Linked DNA regions of Homo sapiens: regions 1 and 3 are each linked to region 2. Evidence: read pairs that join two places in POLR2A ChIA-PET (ENCODE). Cell type or tissue: B cell. All regions are shown on one strand. Links, peaks and the distances in the headings refer to the core of each region. The heading gives the core; the rest is flanking DNA. Region 1 has its middle 18 kb from the start of IER2. Region 2 overlaps NFIX (nuclear factor I X). Region 3 overlaps DAND5 (DAN domain BMP antagonist family member 5).

Region 1 (10,745 bases), core at 1,391-9,390, 75 kb before region 2:
CAGAGTTCCGGTCCAGCCTGGCCAACATGGTGAAATCCTGTCTCTACTTAAAATATAAAAATTAGCCGGGCATAGTTGCAGGCGCCTGTAATCTCAGCTACTCAGGAGGCTGAGGCAGGAGAATCGCTTGAACCAACGAGGTGGAGGTTGCAGTGACCCAAGATTGCGCTGTTGCACTCCGGCCTGGGCAACAAGAGCAAAACTCTGTCAAAAAAAAGTGTGAGGGGGACAGGGGAGGAGGGGACAAATAGGAAAGTTGTTTAGCTTTGCAGGGTCTCTGTCAAAACAGCTCCACTCTGCCACAGTCACGAAAAGGCAACCACAGACAATGTGGACTCAAATGGGTGTAACCTGTGTACCCTGAATTCATGAAGGCTGGAATTGCAATTTCATATAATTGTTATGTATCATGGAATACTCTTATTCTTTTGTTTTCAACCACTTAAAAATGTAAAAACCATTCTTAGCCCAAGGGCCGTGCAGAGACAACAGACGAATGCCACCTATGGGCTGCGGTTTGCCGACCTGGGTCCAGTTGGCTTCTTGTTCTCCCGCACGTTGTTGGGGGCTGGCACAGGCTAGGCTGTACCCACAAAGGTGTTGCATGAATGAACACTGCGTGCATGAATGGTGGCAGCCAGCCGGGCCAGCAAGAGAACCCTTCCATCATCACCTCTTTCCTGAACAGCCTTGGGAAAGCCACTTAACCTCTCTGGGCCTTGTGTTTACAGCTGTAAGTGATCCTGATGTTAGTCTTGCTGGTTTGTTTTGAAGATGCTAAATGTATCTGGCCCACACAGGGCCTGCCTCAGCCTTGGTGGGGGCCTAGTGATTCCCACTCCTCCTCCCCAAAGCTGACAGGCTGTCTTTAAAAGGGAGAAGGTGGCCAGGCACGGTGGCTCACACCTATAATCGCAGCACTTTGGGAGGCCGAGGCAGGCGGATCATGAGGTCAGGAGTTGGAGACCAGCCTGGCCAACATGGTGAAACCTCATCTCTACTAAAAATAGAAAAAATTAGCCGGGCGTGGTGGCAGATGCCTGTAATCTCAGCTACTCCAGAGGCTGAGGCAAGAGAATCACTTGAACCAAAGAGGCAGAGGTTGCAGTGAGCCAAGACCGCACCACTGCACTCCAGCCTGGGCAACAGAGCGAGACTACATCTCAAAACCAAAAAAAAAAAAAAAAAAAAAGGGAGAAGGCAGGAGCATCCCCACACTGGCTCAGGGCCCCCCACCATCACTCCTCAAGCCCGCCGAGCCGGCGCCAGGGCCTGGCCAGCACCACACACACACTCTTCTCCTGGCCTAAATATATTCCAACCTCAGAGACGTTCCACGCCCCATGCTCACTTCTGCCTTCCTGCCCTAGCGTGGTACCCGGAAAAAAAAATCCCACTGAAAGAGGGCGGGTAGAGGAGGAGGAAGCAGGAGAGGGCAGTGTGGATGGTCTTGACATGTGGCCTCAAGGGTCCTGACCTTTATGGGGATGCTGGGATGGCGGAGATTGGAGGATGATAAGGACCTCCATTCTGTTTCTCTCCTCTTCTCAGTCGCTCTGAGTCACCATTCTGGCAGCCCCTGGCCTAGAGCCAAGGTGAAGTGGGACATGAGGGCAGAAGGCAGGCAGGGAGATCTGCTTGAGTCTCTGGTTTCTCCTCCACGCCCACAGGGGCCATCGGTCTTGGAGCACACACCCTAGCACCCACCCAGTAAATCCGGAGGCAGGATCAGGGTACCCCAAGCCCTCTGGCTCCGGGGCCACCATTGCCACCACCCAACCCTGGGAACCAGGAAATAGAACAAGGCAGCCTGACTCCACCCACCTCAGGCTGCCATCCAGCAAGCCCACCCACCAGGAAATGGGAGGCTGGCACCCCTCACTCCAGGTAGAGGGACGGTGCAATGGGCCATGCTATGGTCTCACCAATCCCTTCCCAAGATTCTGGAACCCGCAGATCACCTCCACCATAAGGACTCGATCCAGGCCCAAGATGAGAAAACACATGCTCCTGGCCAGGCGCAGTGGCTCATGCCTGTAATCCCAGCACTTTTGGAGGCCGAGGCGGGCAGATCTAGAGGTCAAGAGATCGAGACCATCCTGGCTAACATGGTGAAACCCTGTCTCTACTAAAAATACAAAAAAATTAGCCGGGTGTGGTGGCGGGCACCTGTATGTAGTCCCAGCTACTTGGGAGGCTGAGGCAGGAGAATGGCATGAACCCAGGAGGCGGAGCTTGCAGTGAGCCGAGATGGCGCCACTGTACTCCAGCCTGGGTGACAGAGCAAGACTCCGTCTCAAAAAAAAAAAGAAAAAGAAAGAAAGAAAGAAAGAAAAAAAAAGAACACATATGCTCCAGCTGGGCACGGTGGCTCACACCTGTAATCCAGCACTTTGGGAGGCCGAGACGGGTGGATCACCTGAGGTCAGGTCAGGAGTTCGAGCCGCCAGCCTGGCCAACATGGTGAAATCCCATCTCTACTCAAAATAAAAAAATTAGCTGCGCATGGTGGCGGGTGCCTGTAATCCCAGCTACTCGAGAGGCTGAGGCAGGAGAATCGCTTGAACCTGGGAGGCAGAGGTTGTAGTGAGCTGAGATCGTGCCACTGCACTTTAGCCTGGGAGAAAGCAAGACCTCATCTCAGAAAAAAAAAAAGAAAAAGAAAACACACGGTCTAAGTTACTTTGCAGGTTGGTATGAGTATGGACAGGTAGAACAGGTGAAGCAGGCGGCAAGGCTGCGCCCCACCCCACCCCAACATTTGGCAACATCTGGAGACATCTTTCATTGGCACAGGGTTGAGGCCAGGGCTACTACTCAACATCAAAGATGCACAGGGTAGCTCCCTGCACAAAGAGTGATCTGGCCCCACATGGAGAAACCACAGGCCGGGCGCAGTGGCTCATGCCTGTCATCCCAACACTTTGGGAGGCTGAGGCAGGAGGATTGCTTGAGGCCAGCCTGGGCAACACAGAGAGATCCCCATCTCTGAAAAAAAAAAATTCTTTTTTGAGATGGAGTTTCACTCTATTACCTAGGCTGGTGTGCAGTGGAGCAATCTTGGCTCACTGCAATCTCTGCCTCCCAGGTTCAAGTGATTCTCCCACCTCAGCCTCCCAAGGAGCTGGAATTACAGGCACTCACCATCATGCCTGGCTAATTTATATATATATAATTTTTTTTTTCTTGAGACAGAGTCTCACTCTGTCGCCCAGGCTAAAGTGCAGTGGAGTGTTCTCAGCTCACTGCAACCTCCATCTCCCGGGTTCAAGCAATTCTCTGCCTCAGCCTCCCAAGCAGCTGGGACTACAGGTGCCTGTCACCACGCCCGGCTAATTTTTGTATTTTTAGTAGAGACAGGGGTTTCACCAGGTTGGCCAGGCTGGTCTCGAACTCCTGACCTTGTTATCCACCTGCCTCGGCCTCCCAAAGTGCTGGGATTACAGGCGTGAGCCACCATGCCTGGCCTAAGAAAAAAACTTTTTAAATTAGCTGACCATGGTGGCCCACATCTGTAGTCCCTGCTACTCAGGAGGGTGAGGTGGGAAGAATTGCTTGAGCCTAGGAGTTTGAGGCTGCAGTGAGCTATGATCATGCCATGAGCTCCAGCCTGGGTAACAGAATGAGACCCTGTTTCAATAAAAAAACAAAACACAACAAAACAGGAGTTGGAAGACAAAGTTTTGGAGAAGAAGTGAGATTCTCACTGGCCTGGAACACCAAGCAAGAGGGGGCTTGGGGCTGCCTGGGTTGCTGGGAAGAGCTGCCAAGGGACCTGTCCAGTCTGGGGAGTGGCCAGGCCAGCAGGGAAGACAGCAGGAGCATCCCTCCTAGCTGAGCATTGTCCCCATCTTTTCAAAATTTACAGGTCAGCTGCCAGGGAGGGAGCCACCCAGAGCAGAGGATGGGCTCACTCGGGTTATCTGGGACAATCACAGGTAACCTCAGTCTGTCTGAGGCAGCCTGAGGGTGGGGCAGAGAATTTCCCAGGAGCCCTGTGGGGTGGGGTGTGCCTGGCTGTGTGGGACCCGCTGGGCCTGGACAAGGCAACTCTGAGAGTTAAGGAGACCGAGCTAGCCCGTCCAGTCTGACCAGAAACCCAGGCTCAAGGTTGGGATATGAGGCCATGGGGGTGGATCCTAGCTCCAGACTCCCAGCCTCAGGGACAGGGCTGGCTTAGTCATCGTGGAACCACTGGGAAGTTGAGGGATGTGTGTGCCTGCCCCACCCTCCACCCCAGGGATGTCCAGAGAGTCATGAGAAAGAGGGACAATGACCAGGCGTAGTAGCTCATCACAGTACTTTGGGAGGCAGAGGCAGGAGGCTCACTTGAAATCAGGAATTGGAGACCAGCCTCAGCAACATAGCAAGACCCCATATCTGCAAAAAAAATTAAAAAATTAGCCAGGCATGGTGATGTACACCTATAGTCCCAGCTACTTGGGAGGCTGAGGTGGGAAGATCACTTGAGCACAGGAGTTCAGGGCTGCAGTGAGCTATGATCATGCCACTACATTGCAACCTGGGTGACAGAGTGAGACCCTGTCTCTAAAAAAACAAACAAAAGAAAAAAGAAAAAGAAGAAAGGCCGGGCTCACGCCTGTAATCCCAGCATTTTCAGAGGCTGAGGCTAATGGATAACTTGAGGCCAGGAGTTTGAGATCAGCCTGGCCAACATGGTGAAACCCTGTCTCTACTAAAAATACAAAAATCGGCCAGGCATGGTGGCACATGCCTGTAGTCCCAGGTACTGGGGAGGCTGAGGCAGGAGAATTGCTTGAACCTGGGAGGTGGAGGTTGCAGTGAACTGAGATGGCACCACTATACGGCAGCCTGGGTGGAAAAAAAAAAAAAGTCAAGTAAAAGAAAGAGGCACAAGCCTGGGAGAAAGGAGGGGAACCAATGAGGATCCCAGGCATATGGAGATACAGCAGTGCCCACTCAGTGCTCAGAGAACAAAGGCCCTCCCATGAACACCCCCAATTACAAGTGGCCTCATCATAGCACTGCTGCCCTGCCCCTGCCAGAGCTGCAAAGCAAAGCAGAGAGAGGTTACATTATAGACATGTAACAAATGTTCTTATGTACGCCATACATATGCAAAAATAACTGATTTTCTTGAGACTGGGCCTTGCTTTGTTACCCAGGCTGGAGTGCAGTGACATGATCATAGCTCACTGCAGCCTCAAACTCCTGGGCTCAAGCCACCCTCCCGCCTCAGCCTCTAGAGTAGCTGGGACTACAGGTGTGCGCCACCACACCTGGCTAATTTTTTGCAGAGATGGGGGTGTGGTGGTCTTGCCATGTTGCATAGGTTGGTCTCGAACTCCTAGCCTCAAGTGATCATCCCACCTCAGCCACTCAAAGCTTTGGAATTACAGGCATCAGCCACTTTGCCTGGCTTAATTTTTTTTTTTTTTTCAGATGGAGTCTCAAAGTCTGGAGCAATGAAACCTCCTCCTCCCGGGTTCCTGATTATCCTGAGTCAGCCTCCTGAGTAGCTGGGGCTACAGGTGCATGCCACCACCACCAGCTAATTTTTGTATTTCTAGTAGAGTCAGGGTTTCACCATGTTGTCCAGGCTGGTCTCGAACTCCTGACCTCAAGTGATCCACCTGCCTCGACCTCCCAAAGTGTTGAGATTACAGGCGTGAGCCACTGCACCCTCTGAAACCCATGGTGAAACCCTGTCTCTACTAAAAATACAAAAAGTAGCCAGGTGTGGTGGCGCACGCCTGTCGTCCAGCTACTCGGGAGGCTGAGGCAGGAGAATCATTCGAACCTGGGAGGTGGAGGTTGTAGTGAGCTGAGATCACACCACTGCACTCCAGCCTGGGCGACAGAGTGAGACTCTGTCTCAAAAAAGAAAAAGAAAAAGAAAAAAAACCTCCCAGACTGAAGAGAAGGCTTTGGTAGATCCAGGGGCATGCACCCTCAGCTTCCCCCTCCAAACTGGCTTCATATCCAACCCTCATGGGAGGGAATTTCTGGTCCCAAACAGCATGACAGTACTTTGAAAATTCCAGTATCTGTTTATAAGGTAGTGTCCGCAGGGATTTGGAAAGTGTCTGGAGAACGCGTGGAAGGCAGCGCGCAGACTTTAGTGGCCTCCCCCAGCCAGCAGCACGAAGGGGTAAAAGGGTCCCAAGAGCCCCACCCCACCTACCGCCACCTCATCCTGAGTCTGAGAGCTGCAGCCCGCACAGACCAGGCAGTGAGTAATTGCAGGTTTGCTTCAAGCCTTCCGGGTCGTGAGAAACCAAAGTTTCACTCCGGAAGGGCGCGCCTCGGCAGCAGGGGAGAGAAGGAAGGGGGTTGGGGGTGGGGTGGTCTCAGGTGGAGGTTGGCAGCGAGCTGGCCTGGAGCCCAGGCTCCAGAGCTTACCAAGCCCCAGCTGCTGGGCCCCGGCCCCTCTGGCCTCTGACACGCCCCTGACTAGGCGGCCTCCCGACAGGCCCTCCCTGCCCCCCGGTCTAAAGGCTGAAGCAATGAGCCATTTCCTTTCCCGTGAACTCAGCCAGGGCCCCGCTGATTGCAGACACCACCAGCAAGGATGGGTACCAGGAAATGGCGGGGGCAGAGGGAGGAGATTGCAGCAGCCTCTCCAGTCTAGCAGTTTGATCATGCTCAGTAAATAATGTTTACAAAACAAGTAAATAAACAAGTGAGGGTGGGGCGCAGTGGCTCACGCCTGTAATCCCAGCACTTTGGGAGGCTGAGACAGGTGGATCACGAAGTCAGAAGTTCAAGATCAGCCTGGCCAAGATGGTGAAACCACATCTCTACTAAAAATACAAAAATTAGCCGGGCATGGTGGTGCACACCTGTAATCCCAGCTCCTCAGGAGGCTGAGGCAGAGAATTGCTTGAACCCGGGAGGCGGAGGTTGCAGTGAGCCGAGATCGCGCCTTGCACTCCAGCCTGGGTGACAGAACGAGACTCCATCTCAAAATAAATAAATTTAAATAAACAAGTGAACAACAGCAAACAAAAAACTTTGTCTTTACCCAGCCCCTGGACTGAGCGTGCACAGATTGACCCCTGGGGAAGTGTTCATCCTGCAGAAAGGGGAGAAGAGAGGAAAATGAAGTGAAGTGGCAAATGATTCTAAGAGGGAACCTGGTGAGTGATCAGCCCTGGATATGAGGAAAGAGAAAACAGGTAGCCCAGGAGTGGCAAGGAGACCTGGGGTGCGGCTCTCAGCTCCCAGAAGGAGCTGGTTCCTTATCTGAGAACCAGAGATAGAAGCTGGGTTTAAGCAAAAGTTCACCAACCAGGACAAAGGTCCTCACACTCTCCTCCTCCCCACCGAAAAGAAAAGAAAAGAAGAAAAATCCGGCCGGGCGTGGTGGCTCACACCTGTAATCCCAGCACTTTGGGAGGCCGAGGCGGGCAGATCACGAGGTCAGGAGTTCGAGACCAGCCTGACCAACATGGTGAAACCCCGTCTCTACTTAAAAAAAAAAAAAATACAAAAATTAGCTGGGCACGGTGGTGCACGCCTGTAATCCCAGCTACTCAGGAAGCTGAGGCAGGAGAATTGCTTGAACCTGGGAGGCAGAGCTTTCAGTGAGCCAAGATTGGGCCATTGCACTCCCACCTGGGCGACAGAGCAAGACTCCATCTCAAAAAAAAAAAAAAATCCAGGAGAGGAAGAATGTCAATGGGCTTTGCTTTACTGGACAGGGTAACCCTGGACACTTTGTTTAACCACTCTGTGCCTCAGTTCCCCTCAGTTCCCTCATCTGTAAAATGGGGCTAATGAAAGTGCCTACCTGGTGGGGCACAGTGGCTCACACCTGTAATCTCAGCACTTTGGGAGGCTGAGGCAGGCAGATCACCTGAGGTCAGGAGTTCCAAGACCAGCCTGGCCAACATGGTGAATCCCCATCTCTGCTAAAAATACAAAAATTAGCTGGGCGTGGCGGTGCATGCCTGTAATCCCATCTACTTGGGAAGCTGAGGCAGGAGAATTGCTTGAACCTGGGAGGCAGAGGGTTCAATGAGCTGATATCGCGTCACTGCACTCCAGCCTGGGCAACAGAACAAGACTCCACTTCAGAAGGAAAAAAAAAAAAAAGGCCGAGCGCGGTGGCTCACACCTGTAATCCCAGAACTTTGGGAGGCCAAGGCGGGCGGATCACCTGAGGTTGGGAGTTCGAGACCCACATGGCGAAACCCCACCTCTCTACTAAAAATATAAAATTAGCCGGGCATGGTGCCCATGCCTGTAATCCCAGCTGCTCAGGAGGCTGAGGCAAGAGAATCACTTGAACCCAGAGACGGAGGTTGCGGTGAGCTGAGACCGTGCCATTGCACTCCAGCCTGGGCAACAAGAGTGAAACTCCGTCGCGGGGGGAAAAAAAGGCCTACTTTAGGGCTGGGCTGGGCACGGTGGCTCATTCCTGTAACCTCAGCACTTTGGAAGGCCGAAGGCAGGAGGATCACTTGAGCCCAGGAGTTAAAGACCATCCTGGGCAACATAGCAAGACCCCTAAAAAAAAAAAGAGTGAAGTGCCTACTTTTTATCCTGACCCAGGCTTGTGGTGAGGATTAAACAAATGCACGGAAGTGACCAAGTACAGCATACCTTCAGGGCCTGGGGCTGCCATAAGCATCAGTAAGTCTCTCTCTTGACTATGGGAGAGGTTATCTTACCCGTAAAAAACCAGAAGCCTCCAGGGCAGAAGCAAAGTCTCTGGGGCCTTTGGAGGCTCTCGGAATCTTCCGAGGGCATTTCTCAGACTCTCTGTGTAAACAGAGGGGACTTGGCTTGAAGCCTCAATTAACACAGCAGTTAATTCCCCCAACATGACTTCTCAGGGCTCCCAGGAGAAACAAACCGTTTCCAAGGCTCCCAGCCCACTCCTGCCCCTTAGGGAGCTCCTAGACTGCCGTGTCCTCTTGGTAGGCCCCTGAAAGAACTTCTACAAGCCAAGGGAAACTGAGACCCAGGCTGCCAAGGGAACTGACTCAGGGATCGTGGCCCCTAGGTAAGCCCAGCAAGGCAGCTAGAACAGTGGTTTGCAGACATGGCTGTTCCTTGGATTCACCTAGGATGCCTGGGTTCCCCGACCCCATCCCTGTCCATGCCCTGGAGATCCTGGTGTAACCTATCTGGGGAAAAGCCTTGAACGTCTCTGAGCTCAGTGCACAGGCTTCTCCCAGGCTAGCCCTGCCCCGTCCCTGACTGCACAGCCCTCAGCAATAGAGGAGAAAGCCCTGTAACTCCATCAAGTGAGAAAAGGTGTGATTCACCTCACCCCTCCTAAGTACACTCACAAAAGCCTCAATTAACACAACAGTTAATTCCCGCAACAAGATTTCCCCTCAGGCTGCCTCTGCCCCTTCCCACAAGGCGGGACCTGGGAGGTGCTCCCTGCAGCTGCACCCCGAGGAAAGGGTTAACAGGAAGTGCCTGGCGTCCTGCAGCCACAGAAGCCCCATTGTTCTTCAGCCTGTCCCCTCCCCCTCGTCCAGGAAGACCCTCTGGGGAGCCCCTTCCAAGGGGCCGTGGAGTCTCTCCAGGCTGAAGGCCAGCCCATCGGGAGAGTGTGCACAGGAAAAGGAAACCGGCTGGGTGCGGGCTGAGGAGGCACAGCTGTCACTGACGCATCTTGGGCGGGGGGCAATTTCCGAGGAGGGGCGCTCCACCTTGCCCGCCTGGTGTATGCGGGAGGGGGTCAGCCCTCCCTGCAGTCCCCATCTGGAAGCTACAAGCCTTTGATTTGGGGTTCTTAAGTAAAACTGGATCCTCTGCCTCCCTCCAGCCATGCCCCCGCTCCACCCCAAGCATCCCTGGGTCCGAAAGTTTAACATCCCACCCCTCCTCCATCTGATTTCAGATCACTCCTCCAGGTCCTAACTGTCAGCTTTTTCTGATTAACTGTGCTGGGTGGGGTGGCCTGGATTGGGGGTGGGGGGGTTGCAGGAAGGAGGAGAACTGTTGGCAATTCCCTGGGAGCCCGAGGGGGCGGGCTGGCTGAGGGTGAGCAGCTGGCAACCAGACAGGCCGAGGCCCTGGGTGGACAGGCCGAGGAGGAAATTAATTGGTGCCAGTCGGGTGGCCAGCCGGCTGGGATGACGGCACTCCCGGGGGCCCGGCCAGCCGCCGAGGTGCGGGAGAGCTGGGGGATGGGGGACAGTGAATGCTGGGATTATGTCTTAACTAAGACTCAACAGTGTACTGGGGGAGGGGCCAATTGGGCCAGGAGGCTCGAAGACAGTGCAGGGAAGGGCAGCAGGGCTAGGGCCCCTGAGGGTTTCTTCTGAGAAAGGGATTCACCAAAGGGCCAGGCGGGGAGCACGATATGGGGAGGCCTCAGCTCCTGAGCTCAGCTCACTTGGACATGTTTGGGGAGACACAAGCTCCCCTTAACACAGACCTGGGTGGGATGACCCCCTAGGCTGAGCCTCAGGAAACAGGAAAGGTCCTGGTCAGAGCGCTTCTGGACAGAGGTGGGCTTTCCTGGACAAACGTCGGGGCTCTGAACTCATCTGGACACAGGTAGAGAAGATCTGGGCTCCCCCAAACACAGGTGTGTGGATCTGAGCGCTACTAGACACGGCTGTGAGGGTTGTGGGCTCCCCTAGACACTAAAAAACCGGGGAAGGTGTAGGCTTTCCAGAACACGGCGGGTTCTGAGCTCCCCTGGACAGAGGTGTGAGGTTCGGGGCTCCCTGAATACACGTGGAGGCTTCAGCAACCCCCAACCCAAAGAGAGTAGTGTGAGCCTCAAACTCGCA
Region 2 (10,745 bases), core at 1,572-9,571:
GGTGGCCCGGCGCGTGTTCACCAACAGCCGGGAGCGCTGGCGGCAGCAGAACGTTAACGGCGCCTTCGCCGAGCTGAGGAAGCTGCTGCCGACGCACCCGCCCGACCGGAAGCTGAGCAAGAACGAGGTGCTCCGCCTAGCCATGAAGTACATCGGCTTCCTGGTGCGGCTGCTGCGCGACCAAGCCGCAGCTCTGGCCGCAGGCCCCACCCCTCCCGGGCCTCGCAAACGGCCGGTGCACCGGGTCCCAGACGACGGCGCCCGCCGGGGATCCGGACGCAGGGCCGAGGCGGCAGCGCGCTCGCAGCCCGCGCCCCCGGCCGACCCCGACGGCAGCCCCGGTGGAGCGGCCCGGCCCATCAAGATGGAGCAAACCGCTTTGAGCCCAGAGGTGCGGTGACCGCACGCGGCAGCACCTCTGAGCCGGAGGGCACCAGGGACTCGGCCCAGGGCCGTCAAGGAAAGGGCAGTGGACGTGCTGCGCATGTTCGGGAGCGAACTCCCCCGAAGAAGGACCAGTGAAGACGTCAGGGGCAAGGTCTCGGGGGTCCGGAAGGGTGATCATCGACCCCCAAGGGACCCGCAGACCCTTAAAAAAATCACCCACAACCCTCTGGAAGTGGCCTTGCCCGGTCCCCTTCCCAGGGGCGAGGTCGGCAAAGCAACATGGCAGAGCAGTCATAGGACCCAAGTGGTGCCTCATTTTTTCCGGGCTGGGGTCGCGGGGGGAGGCCAGGAGGGGCTGGGGAGGCTTCGCTTTTCTCACCGTCGGCCCCTCCGGGAGACCCAGGGGCAGACGCTCGTCGACGGCGTCTGCTGCGCTCCCGGCGCTTGGACAGAGGCGCAGAATCCAAGTCGGGGACGCACCCTACCGACCCCGACCCAGTCCCGCACGGTCGCGTTAGCGAAGGGTCAGGCGCTCTCGCGTTTGTTTTTCTTTATTTCTTTATTTCACATACACATTAGCCATTCAATGGAGAAGCCGGAGAGAGTCAGGCAAAGATGGTATAACAGAAGCGCAGTGACGGGGGCGGGGCGGGGCGGGGCGGAGAGGGAACAGACGGGCTGGCTGCCTACTTGCATTCCGCTAGGACACTGAAAACCCAGAAAACAAAACAGACAGTAAACTACCCTTGTTTCTTATGTATCTCAGTGCAGAGACGGGGGTGGAGGGCAGAGAAGAGGGGGAGACCAGGCTGAAGGAGGAGGAGCAGAGGGAGGGGGACGCTAAGGGGGAAGCACACCAAATCCATTAGTACTATATATAGAGATACTCGTATATACTGCGTTTCTTAGCCTAAGAAGAAACTTGTTTGACGGGACGGGCGGCCTTTGCGGTCCGCGATGCTGGTGCTGGTCGGGCGCACGGATCTCCCGGGAGGGGCCGAAGCGGGGCTGGCCCAGGCTGGCTTGCGGGGGGAGGGGGGCGCCCCGAGGGTGGGTGGGGTGGGGGGGAGCAGAGGCGGGGCTGGGGTGCCCCTCGGGCTCTCGATTGGGGGACGAAAGTTCTCGTGACTTTATTGCTCCTTTATTTTCTCTCGTGTGGGGGGGTCTGTTCAGCACGGTCAGGGTGGGGGAGTGGTGGGTCGTCTGAGCCACCCGGCCCCTCTGGGACCCAGAGCGCGGCGTCCGCTCCGCCAGCACGGGGGTGAGAACAAGGCACTAGGTCGGCCGGCCAGCGCGGGGGCGGGTGTATAAGGCAGTCGACAGGGCTGGTTGCGGGGTGGGGCGGGGCTGTGTGCGGGGCCGTGTGCGTGCGTGCGTGCGGGCGCGGGCCTGGGCAAATCGACCTGTCAGCGTGGCTGGTCCTGTCCTGGAGCGTCGAGCCTTCCCGGTGTTCCCCGGAGGGGGTCGGGGATAGGATGAGAGATGTTGAATGGGGGCGGGAGGGGCGCCGGGAAAGGGGGGAGGAAACTACCAACTTGCTGAGCGCGCTCCTGATAATGCTGGTGAGGGTCAAGTTGGCGTCTGGCTCAAAGAAGGGCGCTCGGGGCGGAGAGGGAGGGAGGGAGGGGACGTTTGTTCGTTGGCATTGACCTCTGCGGGGGAGGGGCCGGGGACCCCTGCCGCGCCCCCGTACCCGGACGGGGATGGGGCGAGGAGGGGTGCTGGGCCCCAGGGAGGGGCGCCCGGGGAGACCCGCGGCCGGAGCAGTCCAGCCGCCGGGGGCACGCCGCTGTCCCGTTCCGTTAAACTCAACAAAGAAGGGATATGCGTATTCCTAACAAGTGCAGGATATTTAATTGATTCATAAACTTATGTATAATAGTTTGTGGGTTCTTTAAAACGTACTTTATAATGTAAGAAGCACCAGGGTTTTATGTTTAATTATCTTAAAAATAATTTTTCTCTCGTCCTTTTCCTTTTTGATCTTGTGTTGGTTGATTTTTTAAATGTCGAGGTGTTTTTTTTAAACTCTAAAATGTGAACGTTTCCTTCAGCCCTCCCACCGAAACAGAACGAACGACGAAACAAATAAAAACCCCAGATCATCCTCGTCAACGCAGGAAAACGACTTAAAAAAAAAAAAACTAAAAACGAACAAAAAAAAGGGAAAAACACTCAGCTTTCGTTATCCCCGCGCAGGGCGGGGCAGGCCCGGTTCTTTTAGCGTCCCCAGAGCCGCGAGGACATTACAACAAAAATAGAATTTTTTTTTCTTAATCTCTTAACATACAAAGATAGGAAAACTCTCTGATGCATTGCACTTGGTTCAATGAAAAAAAAAAGTTAATTTCCCCCATATATATTTTTGTTTTTTTTTTTTTCTCTCCTAACACGTCCCCACATCTCCTGTTGCCCTCATTGCCCCTCACAACACCACTTGGGAAAGGAGCAGCCCCCACCCCCTGCCCGCCCGGGCAGCCCCGCCGGGCACGCTCCGGCCCGGGCCCAGCTGGCCTGCAGCTTCCGACCTCGCCCGGGCAGGCGCCCCGCAGACCCTAGCTCCCACAGTCCCACAGAGCCCGAGCCCTCGACTGTCGTCGAGGGAAAGGGCACGTGGGCCGGACAGGGAGCCCCTTCTGCTTCGCTCTCAGCTCTGACCCTGTTTAGCCAACCGAACTGAAAAATCATTGCACTTTGACCGCGCGTCACGCCCGGCCCACCCGGCCCCCCACCCCCGGGGCCTTACTCCCCACGCCCCGGGAGACTCCCGCAGGATCCACTGCCCCTCAGCCCTGGGGTCCTCTAGGGCTGCACGCTGAGGACAGGGGGAGGGCTTCACTCAACTTCCAACAAAAGCCGCCCCTGGAGCCAGCCACCTTGTGGCTTCCAGCTGGGTAGCAGGCACCGTTCGCCTGCCGCTACGGCCCCAGGTCGCTGACCTCCTCCCCTCCCGTCACTCCCTCCTCTTCCCTCCCTCCGCCAGCTCGGGGCCACAGCCTCACAAACTAGATTCACAATAAATACAGCCCATAGCCCACCCCTACGTGGTGCAATGTTGATTTTCTCTCAGAGGATCCTGACCTGTGCTTTGTGTTTTCATACAATTAAGAAAGAGAGAGAAAGAGAGAGGCACAAGGACTCAAGAAGGGGCCAGGAACGGGAGACGCAGGAGGAGGAGTAAGGCACAGAAAGACAAGCCAGAGGGGCCAAGTCACACCCTGGAGGGGAGCTGGGCGTGCTCATCCTCCCCTCCCTCCCAGGGGGGCTTCTGAAGACCCTCTGGACAGGCCCCCCAACCCTCCCTTGAGGGAGGAGGGGGCTGGGGGGGAGAGCTACTTCCTGTGGTGTGTTACCAAATTGTTCCCAAGTTGCTCAAATGGAGGAGGAGTTCCCATTCCAACAGCAAAAGACCCAAACAATGAATGCCCCACCCCTAAATAAAGAGTAAAGACATTACAGCTAAAATCCAGAGAAAAGTGGCCACGTGGGGGGCGGGGAGGCGGGGGAAAGTCGGGGGGCACAGAAAGCTCCAAAACACTTTTGAAAAGGACGACACCCAACACCCTCCCAAGGAACTGAAAGTCGGCGAGCAGGACGCCTACCTAAGCGCAGGTGGTGGCTTAGCGCGGCAGCGGCGGCTGCCTGGTCCTCCTCGCTCGGCTCCGGGGTCCCCTTTCTGCTCCACCCTCCGGCCCGGCCCCAGCAGGGCAGTCTGCATGAGGGGCAGGGGCAGGAACTGATGGGGCGGAGCGAGGGCACCTGCATGCAGGGCTGGGGGCGGGGGCGACCTGGGGCCCGACTCCCCTCCCTCGTGGCAGGAAGGAGGCCCTCCTGGCCTGCAGAGAGAGGGGAAAGGGGGCCTGTCCCAGGCTGGGACGAGGCCGTCGAGAGCATTCCGACTTTTTCCTACGGACTGTACAGAGGGGTCCAGGGCCCCAGGACTGCTCTTGCGGCTCAGGGTGGGGTGTCAGAACACCCTCCATTCTGGGACACGCAACTAGCTCCAGGGGTCACCCCCTGCCCGCCTGGGGGCTTTTAGCCCAAGGGTGGGGTGGGGTAAGTGGAGGCTGCTCTCCCCCTCCTGGTCGGGAGCAGCTGGGGGAAGAAGCTGGAGCCTTGGCAGAGAGGGAGGGAGGGAGGGAGGGAGGGAAGGGCGGAGTCTGGAGGGGAGAGCCTGAGGGATCTAAACCCCATCATCTTTACAAGCTGGCCCTCCAGGCTCCCTAGGGCAGCTCCGGCTGTGTGGAGGGTGGGGTTCCCCTAGGAAGGGGTGAGGGTGGAGGCCAGGCCCCTTCAGAATTGTGCTGGTTGCTTTGTTTGGGGACTTTGTTCCTTCCCCAGAAGGCCGGGGCGGGGTCAGGGGGAGGAAGGCAGTTCTGCATCCTTTCTTGCTTTCTGTCCTCTACTTGACAGAGTCCATGTCGCGTGTTTCTTTCTGCTTGGCTGCTGGTGCACAGCTCCACCGAGACCCCTTCCAAGGGCTCTCTGAGAACTGGGCTGCTTCTGGGGCCCGCGGGGGTCCCCGGGCTGGAGGAGAGAAGGGCTGAGTGGCTGACGACGTGTAATTTTTGCTTTTCGGTGGGGCTGGGCTGGGCTGGGGGATTTTTCCATTCTCAAAATTTCTTCTCCCCCCTTTCGAGGAACCTCTTCTTCTCATTTTGTTGTTTCTTTTGTCGATCTTATCAGAGGAACCAGGACTGAAACAGGATGAAAAAGAGGCGATACTGAGAACAGCTGGGGCAGGTCCCATCTCACTCCTACCTGGCCCAGTGACCTGGCCCCTCAAGGGTCCAGCTCCCAAAGAGCCAGGGTGCCGGGCAGCCACCACCCACCTTGTTCCCATGGAGAAGAAAGGGCATCCCCATTCTCTCCCTCCCTCCTGCGAGAACCCCGCCCCCTCAGAGACTCTGCCCCTAGTGCTAGAGTCCAGCTGGCCTTCCCGTGGGCACTGTGCCCAGCGGGTGGGACCCCCATGGCTGGCGCTGGCACAGGCCTGAGATCTGGCCATGTTTCCAATTGTTTAGGTTTTTGTGTGGGTCCTGGAGGGTGGGGAAGATGCCAGGCTGGGGCTTTTGTACCCAGAGGGGTTTTAGGAATGGGTTGGGGGTGGCCCAGCTTCTTGCTGAGTTTTCTTTCTGTCTCTTTGGATTAAAAGCAGAAATTCCCATCTATATACCCCAGCCAAGGTCCCACAGGCTGAAAGACTGGGGGCAGGGGAACCACACAGCTTCAGTCCCTAGTAGCGCCAGGCCTGGGGGAGGGGCCACGTAGCCCATGGTGCTGGATCCTCTACCCTCAGGGCACCAGACATTGAGGAAGGACTTGAGGCTCCCTGGGGTGAGCGTCATTTCCTTCATATCGCCAGCAGGGGGCGCTGCCTTCCCACAGACAGGGCCTTGTCTTGTCTGCCTGTGTCTGGTGGCTCAGCTCAGAGCACACCCAGGGCAGACCCCAAGGGTCTGGGCTGCTTGGCTACGCCCTCCATCCAAGGCTCCAGCCCCACCTCCTGGCAAAGTGGTGGGTCAGGGTCTACTGTGGTCTACTGGGCCTGGGTGCACCTGGTAGTACCGTTGGGGCAAAATGAGGGTCCCTGAAAATGCATCTTGGGACCTCTCCCAGGCTGTCACAGACTCTGGTCTGCAGGGGCCAGGCGGAGCCAACTACAGAGCACATACCAGGTCCTGGTTCACTCCACCCCTGCCCTGACCCCACCAGGAAGCTAGGCACAGAGGGGGTACGTGACCTGCCTGAGGCCACACAGCCCTCGGGCAACAGAGCCAGGGTTCAAATGTAAGGGGCAGTGCAGGCTGTGCTCCTAACTGCTGCCTGTGCTGCGAGCACGAGGAAGCAGGGTCTGTGGTGGCCAGAATGCCTGTGCCCTGCCTAGGGTCAGGGTGAGGGCCCAGGGCAGCTCATCTGCCAACTTTTCAAAAGAAGCCAGAAGCCCAAACAGAATTTCGTGTGAAAATTTCCAATATTTAAAACATTGCTTTGGTCAAACATTCTGCCTGCAGGCCAGACCTGCTCTCAGGCTCTGGTTTGGGACTGAGGATAGGGACACTGAGTTTCAGAAAGGGCCTTGGAGATCATCTAGCACTTTCTGTGACAATGGAAATGTTCTCATTTCCATTGCAGTAGCCACTAGCCACAAGTGGTTTCTAAGCACTTGAAATGTGGCTACTGTAACTGAGGAACTAAATTTTTCTTTAGTTAATAATTTAAATGTAAACAGCCACACGTGGCCCGTGGCTACCACAATGGACAGTGCAGATCAAGAGCATCTGGAAATGTGGCGGTTTGGGATTGCCACAATGAGCAGGCGCTGCTGGGTGGGCAGAAATGCTAAATTTCCTGTATGTGCTGGACAGTACGCACAAGAGACCTGCCCTCCCTCAGTGGGGCTCCTCGAGCACCTGCCCCAAGTCCAACCGGTCAATTGACTACAGGCCAAACAGAGGCTCATTGGGGCCTGGCGAGGCTAAGGCGGAAACCCAGGCCTGAGGCATCCCCAGAGTGGGTGGGGGAGAACCGGCCCGCAGCCAGCTCCTGGGCTTCTGGCCCAGGCCCGGGGGTGGGAAGCGCCTGGGCTGGGTGACCCCCACCTGCCACAGGCTTGGGCCTGTTCCCTGGGACCCCCTTCCCAAGGGGAGACTATACAGGAACCCTGTGCCATTGCCCCGAGGTTGAGGGGGAGGCTGACTCTGGTGGTAAGCCCACCCCTCTCCTCACCAGGCAAATGAGGCTTGTGGACAATAGGACAGGGAGGGCCCCACCTGCCCTATCTGCTCCTGGCAGATCATGCCAGGGCCTCACACTGGCCCCTTTGGGGTCTCCTGAGCTGTACAGTTGGGGACAACTGCCAATGCTCAGACTGGGGGGTCCTCCTCAGGGAAGGAAGACTCTGGTTCCAGGTCTGGAGTTAGGGACAAAGGCTGCCCCAAGGGGGCTCCCCGGCACCTCCCCACAGGTCCCAGAAATGGGGGATCTGCTGCCAAGCACAGAGTGGCTTTCTCTGCTCACCCCTCCCTACTTCCTGAGCCAGGTCCAAAATTGATTAAAACTAAGTAAAAAGCGCTGCCCAGGGAATGACAAAATTGCTAAAATTCTCTTTTCTTCCCTCATTCTATTGTTCTCTCTCCATCTGGTGCTCCAGAGATCAGCTAAAGTCACTGGTTACTGTGGAAACCACCCCCGGCTGTACCCCCTGCGCCCGCCCGTTGCAGCCGCCTGCCTGCCCCCAGGCCCGAGGGCTCCAGCTCCGCTTGTCCAGCTTCCGCTCCCCCAACCACTCCCAGACACACCTGCCTGCTCAGGGGCCCTGGACCCCCGCTGGGACTCCTTCCTCCTACCTCCTGGAGCCTAAGACACAGGGAACATGGGGGGAGACAAACTTTCCCTAAACTCTGACTTGGCCCCCAAACGTCCAAGCAAAGTGAGCAAAGAAAGTAAAGGAGGCAGCGGAAACAGGGTTAGCAGGGACGGCTCGTGGCAGTGGTCCTCGGAGCGCACGACCGCAGAGCTGTGAGCAGCCCAGGCAGGCAGCAGGAGGGAGGGAGCGATGGAACCCTGAAGCCTGGTGCCAGCCCAGAGCTGGGAGGGGAGGCCCGCCTGCTGTCCCTTCCTCTCGCACCCCCTCCCGCCTCTGCCAGCAGGGCTCTCTCGGCCTCCCTGGCACAGAGCAGAGGGGGCTGGCTCCAGCCCCTGCTCGGAGCCATTGTTTTTCTTCTCAGCACCCCCAAGTTCAAGTTCATCTGGGTGTTACATCATGTCTGGTTGCTCCTGGAAACCAGACGGGTCAGACGTGACTCTGGGGAAAGGGGGTGGGAAGCTGGAGGGGGTTGAAGTTCTCTTCCCCTCCCCTCCTTGCCACTAGGGAGCTCTGAAGTTTGAAGTTTGACAAAGTTTTTTGGCTTTTTTTTTTTTTTTTTTTTGAGGGAAGGAAAGGAAAAGAAAAAAAAAAAAACAATCTCAAACCACACACACAACTTCCATCCACCAACTTTCTCTGGACTCAGGCCCCAGAACAGAGGCAGAGCAGGAGATGAGAGGTGGCCCCAGGGGCTCTTGAGAGAGGTGGATTTCCCCGGGCTGAGGACACCTCCAAGGTGGTGTTTTTGTAAAATGTGCAAAAGAAAGATCTTTGCATGTTCTTTTTCAAAACCCTGGGTGGTAAAAGCCTCAGGCCCCCTAAAGCTGCCTCTGTCCTCCTCCTGAGATGGGTCTTCCCTGTGCCCCCAAGGGCACTGGGCTCTGTGGGCACTGGCCTCTGGGGTCTCCACCTGGAGGGCTAAGAGTAGTCTTATGCCCTGCTTGTGACGGGGATCTGTCTCCTGGTGAGAACTAAGGGTGGTGTCAGCAGGGGATAGGAGCAAGGATGAGGTCTCCAGCATGCTGGCCTTCTCCCTAACAGGACTCCTGGAGACTTGGGTGAGGGGCCTCTAGGGTGGCGGCCTGCCCTGCCCTGCCCTCAGTGCCAGTTCTGGGCACGCAGCCCACCAGGCCCTCTGTCCCTCCTCCACCCGTCACCCAGCCCACCCAACGCCAGGGGAAAGGGGAGGGCTAGGGGCCGGGGCTTCCAGTCGGGGCAGGTGAAAGCAGTGAGGCAGACTCTATTCTCCTCCCGATGGGCCTCAGGCTTCCATCTTTGCTTCTACCAGGCCTGGCCCAGAGGGCCTCTAGACTTGGGTCCTTGGCCGCCTTCCCCAGGGCCAGGGCTGTCAGAGCTAATTATCCAATTAGCTGATTAGCCAGGGAGCCTGGGGGCTGCCTGGGGAGACAGGCTCAGCTGGGCGTGCAAAAGCCTGGGCCCTCCAGCCCCACCTCAGACCTCTCTCTCCCTGTTAGCCCCAAGGACTCCAGGCTCTTCCCTAACACCAAGATGCCCCCCAACCCTGACTACTCCCCTGGTCCCTGCATCCAGGTGGTGGGCAGGGTCTCCTACCTGAGACTGCTGTGGGATGTTCAGAAAGTTGCCGTCCCGGGGTCCGATGCTGACAAACCGGTTGGCAGAGGAGGCGCCTGTCGTTGCGAATGCTGTGGGGAGCAGGGGAGAGAGGGAGAGACCCTGTCAGGCCTTGGGGCCCACCTGGGCACTGCCCCTCGGGGCTGCTGAGAGAGGGAGAGACTGAGTTAGACCATGCTGCCCGAGTTTAGGCTGGCAGTGGGAAGGATGGGCCAGAGGGGCATCTGAGCTGAAGGCCAGGCTCCGAGCCTGCCCCCCACTACAGAGGGACACCCTCATCCTCTCACTGACCAGGAACACACACTACACCCCCGACACACACCCACTCAGAAGCCACAGTCTCAGCCAGGCATCCTTTTTCACAGCTGGGATGAGGGAGAGGCCCTGGAGGCTGAGACAAGTCTCCTGGACCCAGTTCCACCCGCTAGTGAGGCACTGGGCAGGGCTGGGGATAGCCCTGGTCCCCAGGTACCCTCAGTGGATAACCCTGCTTTCCCACTGGCCCCTCTCAGGTACTGAAGAGAGGGGGCCAGGGGAGGGTGGAGGCTTTGGCAGTCCGGCCCCACCCTGCTTCGGGAAGGCCTTCCCAGCCAGGCTACCTCTCCAACCTGGGTGGCCTAGCTAGATGCTACACCTCTTACCACTCTGGGCAGGCCCAAGGACCAGGCAGGCAGGCTTGGGGAACCCAAAGGGTGCCCAATGGAGGTCTGAGCCAGGTAGGGCAGGGTCAGAGAAGGGCCTAGGAGCTGGCTGCCTGGCTTGGGCCCAGGGGGTGGCAAGGCTCAGGCCTATGGCATTCTCCTCCTCTGACTGATGCACCAGGTCCAACAGGCCTGTGGTTCCAGGACCAAGGCAATAGAGGAGGAGGAGGCTGGAGAGCCTGGCAGAGCCCTAGGGCTCAGATGCCTGGGAGCAGCCATCCTGGGGCCCAAAGACAAAATGATCTCAACAGCCCTGAGTTCCTCTCAGGTTGTCCAGATGGAGCCCTGCTGGAGGGAACAGGCCCTGCACCCCCAGAAGGGAAGATGCCCCCAGAGGAGGCAAGGAGTGTCACAGGTTACCTGGAAGGCCCGCCGCTGCCCTGCACCAGACACACCCAGGGACTCCATGCTCACCAGATTCTGCCCACCTCTCTCCAGAAGTGGCCCCCGAACCCTGTAGCCCAGCTCCCATCCCCCACCCTGCCCACCTCCAATGACTGTGACTTCATGTCTTATGGTGGATGCAGATGGGAAGATGGCATGAAGAGGATGGAGAGGGGAAAAGAACTCAAACCACGAGAAAGGAGGAGAGACAAAGCGAGCGGAGAGCAGTGTGAGATGGGCCACCCCTCCCACCGCCACCGAACTGCCCTGGCCTGTGGCCTGCCCACCCCCAGAGCTGCCCACCCTGGCCC
Region 3 (9,294 bases), core at 1,295-9,294, 120 kb after region 2:
ACAGAGACACAGGAAAAGCTGGAGAGACTGAGAGACAGAGAAATGAGGGGAAAAAAGATGGGAGAGACATGATGAGAGAAGAGATGCGGAGACTGAGAGATGGAGAGAGACGGGAGACTAGGCAGGGAGAGGCAGATAAGGAGACACTGGGAGAGAAAAAAAACGGGAAGAGACAGAGATAAAGGGAGAGAGGAGGCCGAGCATGGGGGTTCACACCTGTAATCCTAGCACTTTGGGAGGCCGAAGTGGGCGGATCATTTGAGGTCAGGAGTTCGAGACCAGCCTGGCCAACATGGAGAAACCCCCGTCTCTACTAAAAATACAAAAAGTAGCCGGGTGTGGTGGTACGTGCCTGTAATTCCAGCTACTCCGGAGGCTGGGGCACGAGAATTGCTTGAATGTGGGAGGTGGAGGCTGCAGTGAGCAGAGATGACGCCACTGCACTCCAGCCTGGGTGACAGAGCGAGACTCTGTCTCAAAATAAATACATAAATAAACAAGAGAAAAAAGGAGGAGAGATAGGGAGATGAGAGGGACAGGGAAAAATTAGGAGAAAAGGAGAGAGATGAAAAGAGACATAAATAGGAGAAGATTTAGGGCTGGGAAGAATGGACAAGAGGAGATGGAGTGGGAGAAATGAGACACAAAAGGGGAAAGAAGGCAGGGCACAGTGGCTCATGCCTGTAATCCCAACACTTCGGGAGGCTGAGGCAGGCAGATCACGAGGTCAGGGGTTCAAGACCAGCTTGGCCAACATGGTGAAACCCCGTCTCTACTAAAAATACAAAAATTAGATGGGTGTGGTGGTGCATGCTTGTAATCCCAGCTACTTGTGAGGCTGAGGCAGGAGAATCACTTGAACCTGGAAGGTGGAGGTTGCAGTGAGCCAAGATCACGCCACTGCACTCCAGCCTGGGCAACAGAGCGAGACTGTGTCTCAAAAAAAAAAAAAAAAAAAAAAAAAGGAGGCCGGGCGCGGTGTCTCATGACTGTAATCCCAGCACTTTGGCAGGCCAAGACGGGCGGATCACGAGGTCAGGAGATCGAGACCATGCTGGCTAACATGGTGAAACCCCGTCTCTACTAAAAATACAAAAAAATTAGCTGGGCGTGGTGAAGGGCACCTGTAGTCCCAGCTACTCGGGAGGCTGAGGCAGGAGAATGGCGTGAACCTGGGAGGTAGAGCTTGCAGTGAGCCGAGATCACACCACTGCACTCCAGCCTGGGCAACAGAGCGAGACTCCGTCTCACAAAAAAAAAGGTGGGGAAAGAGACAGAAGAGAGACAAAGACAGAGACAGAGATAGGGAAAGACATGGGGAATCCAAGAGGGAGAAACAACGGGAGAGACCTGGAAGGTGGAGAGAAACACACCAATGAGGAAGGACGGGTGGAGGGAGAAGACCACGGAGAGGCAGAGCCCGGGAGCAAGATGGGAGAGGAAGGGTTGGGGTGAGAGACGGGACAGGACCAGTCAGCCAATACCCCTGGACCCTCCTTGCCTGGTGTGCTGTGCTTAGCAATGGGAAAAATCAGGGGATGGGGGGTTGGGTGCGGTGGCTGACGCCTGTTATCCCAGCACTTTGGGAGGCCGAGGCGGGTGGATCATTTGAGGTCAGGAGTTCAAGAGTAGCCTGGCCAACATGGTGAAAACCTGTCTCTACTAAAAATAGAAAAATTAGCCGGGCAGTAGTGGTGGACGCCTGTAATCCCAGCTACTCGGGAGGCTGAGGCAGGAGAATCTCTTGAGCCTGGGAGGCAGAAGTTGCAGTGAGCCGAGATCACACCATCGCACTCCAGCCTGGGCGACAGAGTGAGACCCTGTCTCAAAAAAAATAAATAAATAAAAATAAAAAATAAAAAAAAATCAGGGGAATGGGGATAGCCAGACAAAGTCAGAAGTGCTGAGAGGTCAGAGGACACACAGCCATAGAAAGACATAGCGGCCGGGTGTGATGGCTCACACCTGTAATCCCAGCACTCTGAAAGGCCAAGGTGTGTGGAATGCTTGAGCCTAGGAGTTTGAGACCAGCCTGGACAACATGGTAAGACCTCATCTCTACAAAAAACATGTTAAGGGCTGGGCGCGATGGCTCACGCCTGTAATCCCAGCACTTTGGGAGGTCAAGGCGAGTGGATCACCTGAGGTCAGGAGTTCAAGACCAGCCTGGCCAACATGGCGAAACGCCGTATCTACTAAAACTACAAAAAATTAGCCAGGTGTGGTGGCATGCGCCTGTAATCCCAGCTACTTGGAAGGCTGAGGCAGGAGAATCGCTTGAACCTGGGAGTCGGAGGTTGTAGTGAGCCGAGATTGCACCATTGCACTCCAGCCAGCGCAACAAGAGTGAGACACTGTCTCAAAAAAAAAAGAAAAGAAAAAAAGAAAAAGAAAAAGAAAAAAGAAATTTTTTTAATTAGCCAAGCGTGGTGTCCTGCACCTGTAGTCCCAGCTACGGCTAAGGTGGGAGGATCACTTGAGCCCAGGAGTTTGAGGCTGCAGTGAGACATGATCGCACCACTGCACTCTAGCCTGGGTGACAGAGCCACACCCTGTCCCAAGGGAAAAAAAAAAAGACATAGCAAGATGGAGGGTGAGATATACCCAGATGTGAGGGAATGAAGGAGAGAAACTTGGAAACAACCCCAGCTCCCTGCTCTGAGAGTCTCTGGTCCCACCTGCCCCTTCCACTCACCCTGGTTTGGTACTCTCAGAAAGCATACCCTCTGTCCTACACACCTTCACACAGCCCCTGATAAGACACTGTTGACACAGAGGCTCAGCCTTCAGGAACACTGCTTCTTTATTTTATTTATTTATTTATTTTGAGATGGAGTCTCACTCTGTCGCCCAAGCTGGAGTGCAGTGGTGCGATCTCAGCTCACTGCAACCTCTGTCTCCTGGGTTCCATCATTCTCCTGCCTCAGCCTCCCGAGTAGCTGGGATTACAGGCACATGCCACCACATCTGGCTGATTTTTGTATTTTTGGTAGAGACCAGATTTCGCCATGTTGGCCAGGCTGGTCTCGAACTCCTGACCTCAGGTGATCTGCCCATCTCAGCCTCCCAAAGTGCTGGAATTACAGGCATGAGCCACTATGTCCAGCCATATTTATTTATTTTTGAAACAAAGTCTTGCTCTGGTACCCAGCCTGGAGTGCAGTGGCACAATCATAGCTCACTGCAGCCTTGAACTCCTGGGCTCAAGTGATCCTCCCACCTCAGCCTCCTGAGTAGCTGAGACTACAGGTGCATGCCACCATGTTCCGCTAATTTTTTAAATTTTTTGTAGAGACAGGGTCTTGCTATGTTGCCCAGGCTGGTCTTGAACTCCTAGGCTCAAATGATCCTCCCACCTTGGCCTCCCAAAGTGCTGGGACACTGCTTCTTTTTTTTTTTTTTTTTGAGACAGAGTCTCGCTCTGTCACCCAGGCTGGAGTGCAATGGCGCATGATCTCAGCTCACTACAACCTCTGCCTCCCAGGTTCAAGCGATTCTCCCACCTCAGCCTCCCTAGTAGCTGGGATTATAGGCACACACCACCATGCCTGGCTAATTTTTGTATTTTTAGTAGAGACACTGTTACACCATGTTGGCCAGGCTGGTCTTGAACTCCTGACCTAGGTGATCTGCCCGCCTCAGCCTCCCAAAGTGCTGGGATTACAGGTCCTGCACCCAGCCAGGACACTGTTTCTGACACTCCAGGACACCGTCACCCAGTGACACTTCCCCTAGATGGTCCCAGTCATACCTATGGATACCTATAGATTCCTAGTGACACAATCATAGACGCAGACACATGAATATGACATGGACACGGACTCATACAAGGGCTCCTGGTGACATCTCCCAGTTATAGACACAACCGTGTAGGTGCACTGTCTCATGAGGACCTTATCAGACATGTGAATACAGTGAGTGGTGGCCACACACCATCCAACACACAGGTTCACATTTTTGTTGTCGTTGTTGTTGTTTTGTTACATAGATGAGGGCTTGAACGCCTGGCCTCACTTTTTTTTTTTTTTTTTTTTTTTTGAGACGGAGTCTTGCTCTTGTTGCCCAGGCTGGAGTGCAGTGGCACTATCTCAGCTCACTGCAACCTTCGCCTTCTGGGTTCAAGCAATTCTCATACCTCAGCCTCCCAAGTAGCTGGGATTACAGGCACGCGCCACCACGACAGGCTAATTTTTGTATTTTTAGTAGAGACGGGGTTTCACTATGTTGGTCAGGCTGGTCTCGAACTCCTGACTTCGTGATCCGCCCGCCCGGCCTTGGGCCTCACTTTCTTATGCGCCAGGACAACAGGCCTGAGCCACCGCGCCTCCCAGGCTCACACTTCTTAGCAATGCTGTCATATGTGGCCACTCCTGATGAATGGTGCACCCTCGCCTTCACACCTGGACACGTTTTCAGACACTCATTGTCACCCTCATGGACACACATGGCTTCAACCCTGGGTCTGACCTACTCACTGGGCAGGCACCTTGTCCCACGGTACTGTTCAGAACACTGTGGGGGTGCTCAGTCCAGTTCTCCACGTTTGAGTCAGTGGGGGCTGACAGATTTCAGGTCCCAGCAGAGACTGGGATGGAAGTGGGGGAAAGTGATGTCCAGCCCCTGGTCCTCCTGAAAGGGCTGAGTCCAACTGGGCCACAGTGGTCCCAGACTCCTCCTCCAGTCGGGCAGCTTGGACCAAATGTAGACCAAGGGTGTCCCCTGGTGGCCATAGGTGGTCTCTGCACCCATCCATGGAGGGACGACAGGCAGCCGCCCAGTTGCTGAACTTGGAGCTGTGGACAGAGAGGACACAGAGCACACAGGCCCAGAGACTGAAGTCCAGAAGCAGGAACGCAGATACAGAACTAAGAGCCGGTAATCCAGATCCCAGGACCCAGGATCAGCATCTAGAGTCCAATCATACCGGGCTGGGCACGGTGGCTCATGCCTGTAATCCCAGCACTTTGGGAGGCCAAGGCAGGCAGATCACTTGAGGTCAGGGGTTCGAGACCAGCCTGACCAACATGGCGAAACCCCGTCTCTACTAAAAATATAAAAATTAGCTGGGTGTGGTAGTGGGCACCTGTAATCCCAGCTACTCAGGAGGCTGAGGCAGGAGAATCGCTTGAACCTGGGAGGCGGAGCTTGCAGTGAGCTGAGATTGCGCCACTGCCCTCCAGCCTGGGCAACAGAGTGAGACTCCATCTCAAAAAAAAAAAAAAAAGATTCCAATCATACCAAGATCTATACTCCAGATCCACGAACTCAGCCAGGCGTGGTGGCTCACAGCTATAATCTCAGCATTTTGGGAGGCCAAGGCGTGAGGATCACTTGATGCCAGGAGTTTGGGACACGATAGGCAACATAGCAAGACTTTATCTCTACAAAAAACTTAAAAATTAGCTGGGTGTAGTGGCACATGTCTGAGGTTGCAGTGAACTATGATGGTGCCACTGAAACCATACTCCGGGATTCAGATTCCAAAAATCTAGATCCTATTGCTCAAAACTAGAATCCACCAGACCCAGAATCTAGCTCCAAGAATTTAGAATCCAAAGGCTACCTTACAAAATTGAGAGCTTTCTTTCTTTTTTTTTTTTTTTTTTGAGACAAGGTCTGGCTCTATCACCCAGGCTGGAAAGCAGTGGCACAACCTTGGCTCACTGCAACCTCTGCCTCCCAGGCTCAAGCCATTCTCCCACCTCAGCCTCCTGAGTAGCTGGGGTTCCAGGTACACACCACCATGCCCAGCTAATTTTTTTTTTTTTTTTTTTTGAGATGGAGTCTTGCTTTGTCGCCCAGCCTGGAGTGCAGTGTCGCCATCTTGGCTCACTGCAACCTCCGCCTCCTGGGTTCAAGCGATTCTCCTGTCTCAGCCTCCCAAGTAGCTGGGATTACAGGCACGCGCCACCACGCCTGGCTAATTTTTATATTTTTAGTAGAGACGGGGTTTCGCCATGTTGGCCAGGCTGGTCTTGAACACCTGATCTCAGGTCATCCACCCGCCTCAGCCTCCCAAAGTACTGAGATTACAGGCATGAGTCACCACGCCCGGCGCCCAGCTAATTTTTAATATATTTTTGTGGAGACATAGTTCTGCCATTTTGGCCAGGCTGGTTGCGAACTTGTGAGCTCAATGAATCCACCTGCCTTGGCCTCCCAAAGTGCTGGGATTACAGGCGTGAGACTCCTCACCCAGCCAAAATCCAGATTCTTAAGCCGTCCTCAGAGCCCTCCAGATCACAGCCACGTAGCAGGAGTTGGCGAAGATAGAAACAAAGGGATAGCTGAGGAGCTCAGCAGTACTGCACATGGCCTCTCCCAAAGCTGATACCCCTCCCAACCTACCCCTGTGCATTTACACACACACACACACACACACACACACCCCATCAGGTTGGGTGTGGTGGCTCACGCCTATAATCCCAGCACTTTGGAAGGCCAAACCAGAAGGATGGCTTGAGCCCAGGAGTTCGAGACCAGCCTGGGCAACACAGTGAGACCCTGTCTCTACAAAAAAATAAACAAAATTAGCTGGGCGTGGTGTCATGAGCCTGTAGCCCCAGCTACTCGGGAGGCTGAGGAGGGAGGATCACTTGAGCCCAGGAGTTTGAGGCTGCAGGGATCGGGCCATGATCACTCCAGCCTGGGTGACAGGGCGAGACCCTGACTCAAATAAGAATAATAATTAATACTACTAATAAAAGAAAAAGACACACCATCATCCAAAGAGACACCCTCCTCCATACGTTCTTGTCCCAGCATGCAGATGCACGAACATCTGTGCACCCACAAAATCTCAGAGCTCCGCCCCCAGCCAGCCCACCAAACTCCTAGACACACAGCCACCATGGAGACACACACAAACCTATGATTTCCAGCCCTGCACCCGGACACACTTTAAGAATTGTGGAGACTGGGATGGGTGTGCACACACACACACATACACACACAGACATAGTCCCCTAAGAAGCTCCACGCCTGGCAGCCACGCAGCCCCTGGGAAGGGTACCCCAGGGATGGGGTTCACCGTGCAACCCCGTGCCCACCCCAGCCGTCCCCCGCCTGGCCGGCTGGCGGGCTTTAATACAGATGCCAAACTCATAATTGTAACTGAGGGTGACAGGGTCACCTTGAGCCCCAGATGCTCGTGCGGTGACAGATGGCGTTGGCAAACCTGATTAGCGGCCCCCGTGCCAGCGCCTGTGGCACCTGCATCCCCTGCCCCTCCCCCGCTCCCCCAGCACTCATTACCCACCCATTACTGGGCCTGGGGGGGCGGGGCAGGGGCCGGCTGGCACTGCCCGGGAGGGGACAGGGACTCTGGGGGCTCCCCTGGCACCAAGGTTCCCAGCTGGCTCCCCTGGCTGGCAGGAGGTGGGCACAGCAGAGGGAGGGAAGGCAAATGCCTCATGCCCACCAGAGGGGGGCTTGCCCATGGTGCCAGGGCTGAGCTGCCCACTCGGACACTGCCTGGGGTTTGGCACAGAACTCTGGAGGGAACAGGGATGGGGCAGCCCCCCCAGAGCCCTTCATGACCCTCCCCTCCAGGGCCCTTCGAGCAAGGGGCCTTGGGAGCTGCCTGCCTGTCCCGTTCCCATCTCTCTGTGAGGCCTGTGAGGTCAGGGGTCTCAGGCTCCCACGCCCCACTGGCCCATCTGTTTCCTCGGGTCCCCTCCTGCTCCCCTCACCTGAGGCCTTCCTTCCTGAGGCAGGAAGAGGGCTGAGAAGGGCCTGGCCGGCTCCCCGCCCCACGCTCCGGGGGGCATTTGGAGGCAACACTGACAACGCCACATGTCCCTGCGTCTGTGCCAGACAGGCCCATCTGCCAGGGCCCTGGTTCCAGCCGCCCAAAGCCAGGCCGCCCTCGCCCGCTGAAGACCCTGAGCCCCAGCTGGGGAGGGAGCACTCAGATGCCCACACCCTGTCATGGGGCCACCCACTCCCAGGGAACCCCAGTTGGAGGAACAAACAGATGCACATATAGACAGCTGGACTCAGCCAACCTTTATGGTTTCTGTGGAATGCCATGCCAGGCGTGGGGCTCTGTGGAGACTCAGGTGGGGGGTCTGAGAGGGACACAGCACCACTATCAAGGCAAGAGGCAGCTGGGAACACGAGGGTCCTGCCTCTGTCTCAAGGACCCCAGGATTTCCCCCAGCAGCTGTCTGCCTGCCTGCTTTGGTTTGCGTTTTTGGTTTGGGTTTTTTTTTTTTTCTTTTTTGGTGTCCCTAGGCTGAGGTCATCACTGTGTCTCTCGGTCTGGGTGGGGCCATCTACCCTCCCTGCAACTGGGAGTGTCTTTGACCTCATTCTATAAGAGACAGTTCAGCCTAATGATTAACAGTGGATTTGATCCCAGCACTTTGGGAGGCCGAGGTGGGCAGATCACCTGAGGCCAGGAGTTTGAGACCAGCCAGGCTAATATGGTGAAACTCTGTCTCTACTAAAAATACAAAAATTAGCTGGGCATGGTGGCGGGTGCCTGTAGTCCCAGCTACTCAGGAGGCTGAGGCAGGAGAACTGCTTGAGCCTGGCAAGTGGAAGTTACAGTGAGCCAAGATCGCGCCATTGCACTCCAGCCTGGGTGACAGAGAGAGACTCTGTCCTTAAAAAAAAAAAATAATAAGGCCAAGGCAGGCAGATCACGAGGTCAGGAGATAGAGACCATCCTGGCTAACACGGTGAAACCCTGTCTTTACTAAAAATACAAAAAATTAGCCGGGCGTGTTGGCGGGTGCCTGTAGTCCCAGCTACTCGGGAGGCTGAGACAGGAGAATGGCATAAACCCGGGAGGTGGAGCTTGCAGTGAGCTGAGATTGCGCCACTGCACTCCAGCCTGGGCGACAGAGCGAGACTCCATCTCAAAAAAAAAAAAAAAAAGTGAGTTGTCAATCATTGTGTGCTGTGACTATCAGTGGTGCAACTCCAGGACGGGCACTGTGTCTACTGTCTGGGGAGCAGGGTGAGGACTCTGGGGACCTGTCTGCCTAACCCTGCATCCCTGGTCTCTTGACCCAGAGTACATCATCCAGGTCCACGTCTTTCTTGGTCCATCTCCCCTCATTTCTCCAAGGTGCGTGTCTCCGTGCACCCATCCACGATGCTCAGTTCATGCTTTTGGGCTGCAGTGACACCCCTCGATCAGCATGGTGGATATCTTCACCCGTCGACGGGAGGCTGAGCTGCCAGTGAGACACCACAGGACCACGGGTGCCCAACGCTTGCGAGCAGGCATACAGCTGTTGCACAGGACTAGTGGGGTGGGGTCCGAGCCAGGGATGTAGAGAGAGG

The links. ChIA-PET counts read pairs that join two places held together with the same protein. Peaks named below come from ENCODE experiments on the same cell type or tissue, not always from the same donor. Only the 100,000 strongest peaks of a DNase experiment are listed, where the experiment ranks them.
Region 1: POLR2A ChIA-PET joins it to region 2 with 26 read pairs; 23 of 35 experiments call an interaction of 5 or more read pairs at or near these places.
Region 3: POLR2A ChIA-PET joins it to region 2 with 10 read pairs; 23 of 35 experiments call an interaction of 5 or more read pairs at or near these places.

What each region holds. Positions count from the first base shown.
Region 1 is chr19:13,163,352-13,174,096 of GRCh38, reverse strand. No RefSeq gene overlaps it. Among named protein-coding and RNA genes, the nearest start is that of IER2, 18 kb to the right of the region's middle. RefSeq lists enhancers at 1,473-1,522, 1,563-1,622, 3,474-3,974, 3,975-4,475, 6,168-6,795 and 2 more. In B cell, for the core only: no CTCF peak of the experiment used is centred there; DNase peaks (open chromatin) are centred at 1,476, 6,356, 7,159, 8,736 and 1 weaker place; H3K4me3 peaks cover 1,752 bases; H3K27ac peaks cover 7,790 bases.
Region 2 is chr19:13,088,974-13,099,718 of GRCh38, reverse strand. It overlaps NFIX (nuclear factor I X), which reads right to left. Exons shown (of 11, transcript NM_001365902.3): 10 at 9,329-9,420; 11 at 923-5,084. The coding sequence ends at 5,070. LYL1 (LYL1 basic helix-loop-helix family member) reads left to right here. Exons shown (of 4, transcript NM_005583.5): 4 at 1-686. The coding sequence ends at 400. Among named protein-coding and RNA genes, the nearest start is that of LYL1, 8.5 kb to the left of the region's middle. RefSeq lists enhancers at 1-344, 1,552-1,691, 2,937-3,800 and a silencer at 4,112-4,201. In B cell, for the core only: a CTCF peak has its summit at 5,730 (motif pointing right); DNase peaks (open chromatin) are centred at 1,638, 4,148, 4,718, 5,748 and 4 weaker places; H3K4me3 peaks cover 3,807 bases; H3K27ac peaks cover 4,109 bases.
Region 3 is chr19:12,973,453-12,982,746 of GRCh38, reverse strand. DAND5 (DAN domain BMP antagonist family member 5) reads right to left here. Exons shown (of 2, transcript NM_152654.3): 2 at 7,987-9,294. The coding sequence ends at 9,113. Among named protein-coding and RNA genes, the nearest start is that of DAND5, 8.5 kb to the right of the region's middle. RefSeq lists an enhancer at 7,809-8,315. In B cell, for the core only: CTCF peaks have their summits at 4,524 and 4,729 (motif pointing left); DNase peaks (open chromatin) are centred at 2,595, 4,706 and 9,282; H3K27me3 peaks cover 1,739 bases.